2 separate regions of the Homo sapiens genome follow, and region 2 is linked to region 1. A link is an interaction called in ENCODE POLR2A ChIA-PET data of the cell type or tissue named here. Cell type or tissue: K562. All regions are shown on one strand. Each heading gives the region's core, and the rest is flanking DNA. Links, peaks and the distances in the headings are about the cores only.

Region 1 (2,915 bases), core at 128-2,627:
TCCCTACATATGGTAGTTACTTTCTTACCCAATATCAATTCTCCCCTTCTTCCTAACAATCCAAATCCTGATTGTATTTGGAATTTCAATTCATTCAAGTCATCAAATATATCTCCCATTCTCTTTGCCACTAGGGATATCTATCCAGTCCCATTCTGACCAAAGAGAGAGAAGCAAGAGTCACTAAGTGCAGCTTCCAGGAAAGCTCTGTAGAAGGAGCAGGCTTCATTAGTGAATACCTTATTAACTTCCCTTTTTCCAGTCTGGAAGTTGGATATAGAGAAAGAACAGTCATTTTGTGACCACTGGGTGACAAGCATGAAGAAAACAGCCACAAATTAAAGAGAGCTGAGCAGAAATCTACATGGAAACAGGGGCCCTAATGATTAATCATATTATAGAGTTATCACGGCAACCTTGGCTATCTAAAAAAAATTAGTCCCCTAATTTGTCTAAGATATTGATCAACTGGGCTTTTGGTTACTTGCAGCTGAACACAATCCTAACTGCCACTTGACTACCCATGGCCTAGGGGAGTAAACAGATTTCTAAGATATGATGCCTTCCAGGTTGATAAGCAGTTATGTGAACAGAGCACAGAATGGATAGATCTGCTTTGATGGAGGAGAAACAACTGGTCAAAAAGGGTTTCGGAAAGGAAGAGATGCTTGAGTTGGGTCTTGGAGGATGAGTCATTCCCCAGCCACGAAGGAGTAGAAATGGCATCCAGGTTGACAGGACATACACGCAAAGACAAGAGAAGTGAAATAACGTGGCACACTCAATAATGTCGCTGAAATGACTTCATCTGACTGGGAAGAGGATGCTTGTGGGATGAGGTGGGGGATGACATCGAAGAGGGTAGAAGCCAGGTCATAAAAAGACTTGTGGGATCTTGGACAAGTCACAAAGCCAGTTCACCTCCAGTTTCCTCAGCTATAAAGAGAGGGGGTTCACTGAGAGGAGGGGGTAGCTCTGACCAGGGGGCTGCTCTGCAACCATCCCTTGCGGAACACTGGTTGGAGGCTCTGGCTCCTTTGCAAGACCCGGAAGTTTCCACAGGAAGTGCTGTCCTGCCTGGCCCGCCTCCCTTGGTTTCACACTGCATGGTGTAGTCCAAGGACTGCACTGGCATTTCAGTTTGAACACTAAGCGGTGACTCAGAACCAACAGAAGTGTGGACAACTGTTTACTAAGAAGGCAGCCTTTGGTGTGACAAATTAGAGTGGGCTGCTGGATTGTGCAGCACTCATGAGCTAGGCAGCTTGGAAATAGCACATACCATCGCATTGGGCAGTTGATTCATTTCTTGTCCTGTCTTGCCAGGCAGGGCATCACATGCCAACCCAGTCAGACCCACCATCTATATCCAGGCCAGGGGAAGTGTTCTTTTTTTCTTTTTCTTTTTCTGGATGATGCCTTAAGTACTCTGAGATTTGTACCAGCATCCCTTGTTTGTTTTTTAAAATAACTCTATTATCCAGGAATATGACACTTTCTACTATTCATATGTTTAGTTTCCTTAACCTCTTGGAGCCAAAAGATTGCAGTCTATAGAGAGGACCATAAAGTTTTAGAGTCATGAATTAGCTTCTAGATCATCAAGCAATGTCAGCACTTCAATTCGCAGAATATTAAAAACCAACAAATATATATGGATATGCTAGGTATAAGGAAGTGTGATGGGCTAGATACTGTAAGAGAACAGATAACAAGGAGGTGATTCCTGGCCTTAAGCTTAGACTAACCTTTAGAGGCTAGTTTAAGCTTACACTCTAGATTGCGAGGCCAGGAAAGCCACGTGGCAGACAGATCAGGATTTGAACTCTGGCTCTAGGGATGATGACAATGGGTGCAACTTGGACTCATTCTCTTAATCTTTTCCAGTTTCTCTTTACTCATCCACAAAACAGGGATAATAGTACCTGCCTCCCATGGCAGATGTGAGAATTAGAGATCATGTGTGTAACAGCTACAGTGTGCAGTGGAGAGTAGTTAGTTGCTCAGCAAATGATGGTTATTCCTATTATCATTAAGTTAGAAAGCTAAATAATTTGAAGCAATTATAAAAGATACGTTGAATGACAGTCCAAAATACTTGCTGAATTCATGGTTTGAAGTGTCAGGGACTTTCTTACCTATACATCTTTCCTGTGGTTCTCACTAGAGACCTGGGAAAAATAACCCCATTTGTAGATGAGAACACTGAGGATGGAGAGAATTGAAGTGGAAACATTTAATTTGGACATTTGGAAACATTCAGTAAGAGGTGGAGCCAGGATTTGATCCTATGTGCTTTCTGCACTGCAATAGCTTCTTGCCAGGAGACCTTCAGAAGCTTCAATTCAGAAGAGAGAGAATCATGAAGCTGAGGTGGGCTGGGAAGCTTCAGAGGAGGTAACGGCAGTTCATCTGAACCCATCATTTGCTCCACCAATAATTAATACCTACTATTTGCAAAGAATTGTTCTGAGCAAGACTGACAAGATCCCTGTCTTTGTGGGGCTTGTGCAAAGAGGAGGATTTGAAGGGCTAAGTGGAGAGGAAGAAGGGAAAGGATATTTCAGGTGTGGAGTGTGTATCTAGAATCATTTCCTTAAAGGAATCTGGCTCAACCTCAGGCACCTACAAAGCCACCTCCTTTCTGCCTCCAGTATTTCCTTCCTTCGCCTTCCTTCCTTCCTTCCTTCCTTCCTTCCTTCCTTCCTTCCTTCCTTCCTTCACTTTGTCACCCAAGCTAGAGGCCAGTGGGGTGATCTCGGCTCACTGCAACCTCCGCCTCCTGGGTTCAAGTGATTCTCCTGCCTCAGCCTCCCTAGTAGCTGGGATTACAGGCCTGCACCACCATGCCCGGCTAATTTTTGTATTTTTAGTAGAGGCATGATTTTGCCATGTTGGCCAGGGTGATCTCGAAC
Region 2 (2,915 bases), core at 261-2,760, 150 kb after region 1:
GCCTCAGCCTCCCAAAGTGCTAGAATTACAGGCATGAGCTACCGTGCCCAGCCACCACAGCACTTTATGACACTGCTACTACTACACACACCACAGCCACACACACACGCACACACACACACACTTAACTCAGCCATATGAAAGCATTATGAATCTCTATGAGGAGTGCTTTTTTTTCAACCACTGCAAAATAATTGTGTATCTCATAAATGTAGAGATCCATTTTTAATATGGAAACTTGTGAACTTACTGATTCTTTCCTATTGACAAAAACCTTCAATCCTTGGATTTCTATTTCTTCTCCAGACCACGCTCATCTAACTTCCCAAGCAACACTCCAGTACACACAAAATTACATTCTAAATTACATTGATTTTGACTTCATTTTAAGTTACATTGTATTTCTTTCTATTGAACCAAAGGGCAAATTTGAGCAACTAATCTCCTGCTAAATACAGCCATCAAAGAGGAGAACCCCCCACCCAGCGCACGCACGCACACACACACATACACACACACACACACACACACACTGCTCTTCATAATTTGAATCTAATCTGAGGAAGAAGAGCCCTCATCAAGTCGAGCACCAAAGCTCTCTGGCAAGATGCAATCTGACCTTAATGGCACAATTATGACTCTCCTGCACATCCTGTTACTTGTTTCCTTCAATCTTCATTACATTCATGACTTATTTCACATCTTCAATTTCAGCTAGTGCTTAATTGAGCTCCTAAAGTAGTTTAATTAGTTGCTGGTAAACATTTATGACTTAGGCCACAGATCCACTGTATGCTACAGCACCCACCAGAGTGGGGGCGAGGGGAGAAACGGGAGTCTCTGCTGTCCCTGTTTGTCCCATCGGCTAACTGGTAAGAGATCTTTATGTGTGTTCTCTTTCAAATGACAGCAACTGACTAATAGCTGATAACAATCCCTACTTTATCAAAGACAACACCATTATTTTCATATACTAACGCTATCAAAGAAAGTGCCGCCACTCAAGTAGACAGGCTGCTGCCTAGTTAGCAATGGGGCAGTCCAGAGGGGTCCCATCTCCTAATTAACCATCCGTCTAGGGACCTCAGCCTGTCTCCGCACTAATCTTTCAAGAGCTATCAAAACGAGCAAAGCAAGTAGTAGATATTTCAGCCCTTAGCTTTATGGGATATAATTCCTGTCTCATTGAATCATTCATTCAATAAATATTTCCTGAGTACCCACGCAACCCAACTGAGGACACCATAATCCAATAGTTCCCAGAATTTAGACTTAATAGATCAGTAAAATTTCAAAAATATTTGATGGGTTAACAAATGCTGCCAATTTTTACTTTTGTTGAGGGAGGCCAAGGCAAGATGAGCAATGGGTCTCCCCACTCAGAGAGTGGAACAGAACTGGCTAATGGTAGAGGAATGGCAGGAAAAAGGTAACTGTAAATAAGCAGACACATGTGCAGGATGAGAAACATGCAAAAAGTAAAAAACATTCTCTGGTCTCAAAGTTGAATGTGTTAAGAAGACTTGAAAATGGTAACAGAGGCATACCCATAGCCAAGTTAGTAAAGCTTGGAGGAGGGATAGCACCATAGCTGTAATATTAATAACTAGGCGGACTGTTTTTCCAGCTCCCTCCCTCCCCACCATATTTCCAGAGACAGGCCCACATCACCCTAGCAAAGGGCTCAGCCACCATCAGGGTCTAAAGCCAGCTATCTCATAGCCAGGGAAATCTTGCTGAGTCATCCTGGGCCCATCCAAGTCAGCTGTGACCCTGATTTTGGTTACTGGGCTTTCTTTGTGACCCAGCCTGTACCTTCTAGCCCAGTTTCTGTTAACTCTTTTCTTCTTTGACTCCTGGGGCCTTTTCTTGGCTTCTTTCCAGTAGCCCACCAGTCTTCTCCAGGATGGGAATTTTAACTCTTTAAGTCTCAGTCCTCATGCTGAGTCTCTGACACCTATAGCCAAGCATTCCCAGTAAGAGCTCCCACACAGATGAAACATTGACAATTGCTTATTCCCCCTCCTGCTGCTGGGAAGCCCCTGGTAGGCTTTCTCTGAACTTCCTGCCAGCCAGCCTCCCTGCCTGAACCTACAGGTATTGCTTGTTACCAGACTTTGCTGATGCTATTCCACCCACCAAAGAAAACTGGTTCCAAGGGAGCTGGCAACCCCAGAAATAGTGTTCAACATTCTGCTTGCATATATATGTGTGTTTGTAATTTCTAGAGAGAGCTCTTAGCACTTCTCAGCTTCTAAAAGAGTTCCATGACTCTGAAAAGGCAAACACAAAAACAAAACCCACTGCACTAGGGCCATTTCCTGACTGAGAAATCTGACTTTTGTATTCCAGGCTGGTATTTATTCTTATTTTATAACAAAGCCAGGCTTTAATGAGGGGAATGCATTTACAAAGGATCCCTAGTGTTTGCAGAAACCAGGATTTAAGTCCAGTTTTCCTATTTCCTTTCTAGTTCACCTCGGGCCTATGTGCGGTCTTCTATCAAACAACTTTTATATTTCCCTTTCTTGGTCATGCTACCCACTGGCATCTCTTTTTAACAAGATAATACAGTGCTTGGCACATTGTAAGCACTTAACACATGTCAGCTGTTGATATTATTTCTCTCAATGAAGTGGGACCTCTTAGTTTAGAAAAGTGAAAATTCATGTTTTCATGGCTCTTCTCCCTGGAAAACAATCAGTTTAATTCCTACACAAGTTCCTTTTCCTAAGAAAAGGCAGACTCCTCCACATGTGCCCTTAGTTTCTCTAAGCCTCAGAGAGATGCAGGATGACAGGAAAGTGCAGACCTGCCCCCAGACGATGTTTATGTCTCAATGGCCACGAATATGAAGAAGTATGGGTTTGATAGTCAATGCCTGTCCAAGGAAAACCGGGAGGTAGTTTGTACAG

What was found. Peaks named below come from ENCODE experiments on the same cell type or tissue, not always from the same donor. Only the 100,000 strongest peaks of a DNase experiment are listed, where the experiment ranks them.
Region 2: POLR2A ChIA-PET joins it to region 1 with 5 read pairs; 2 of 35 experiments call an interaction of 5 or more read pairs at or near these places.

Annotation. Positions count from the first base shown.
Region 1 is chr10:62,613,808-62,616,722 of GRCh38, forward strand. No RefSeq gene overlaps it. Among named protein-coding and RNA genes, the nearest start is that of ADO, 190 kb to the right of the region's middle. In K562, for the core only: no CTCF peak of the experiment used is centred there; no DNase peak of the experiment used is centred there.
Region 2 is chr10:62,768,007-62,770,921 of GRCh38, forward strand. No RefSeq gene overlaps it. Among named protein-coding and RNA genes, the nearest start is that of ADO, 35 kb to the right of the region's middle. In K562, for the core only: no CTCF peak of the experiment used is centred there; a DNase peak (open chromatin) is centred at 1,755.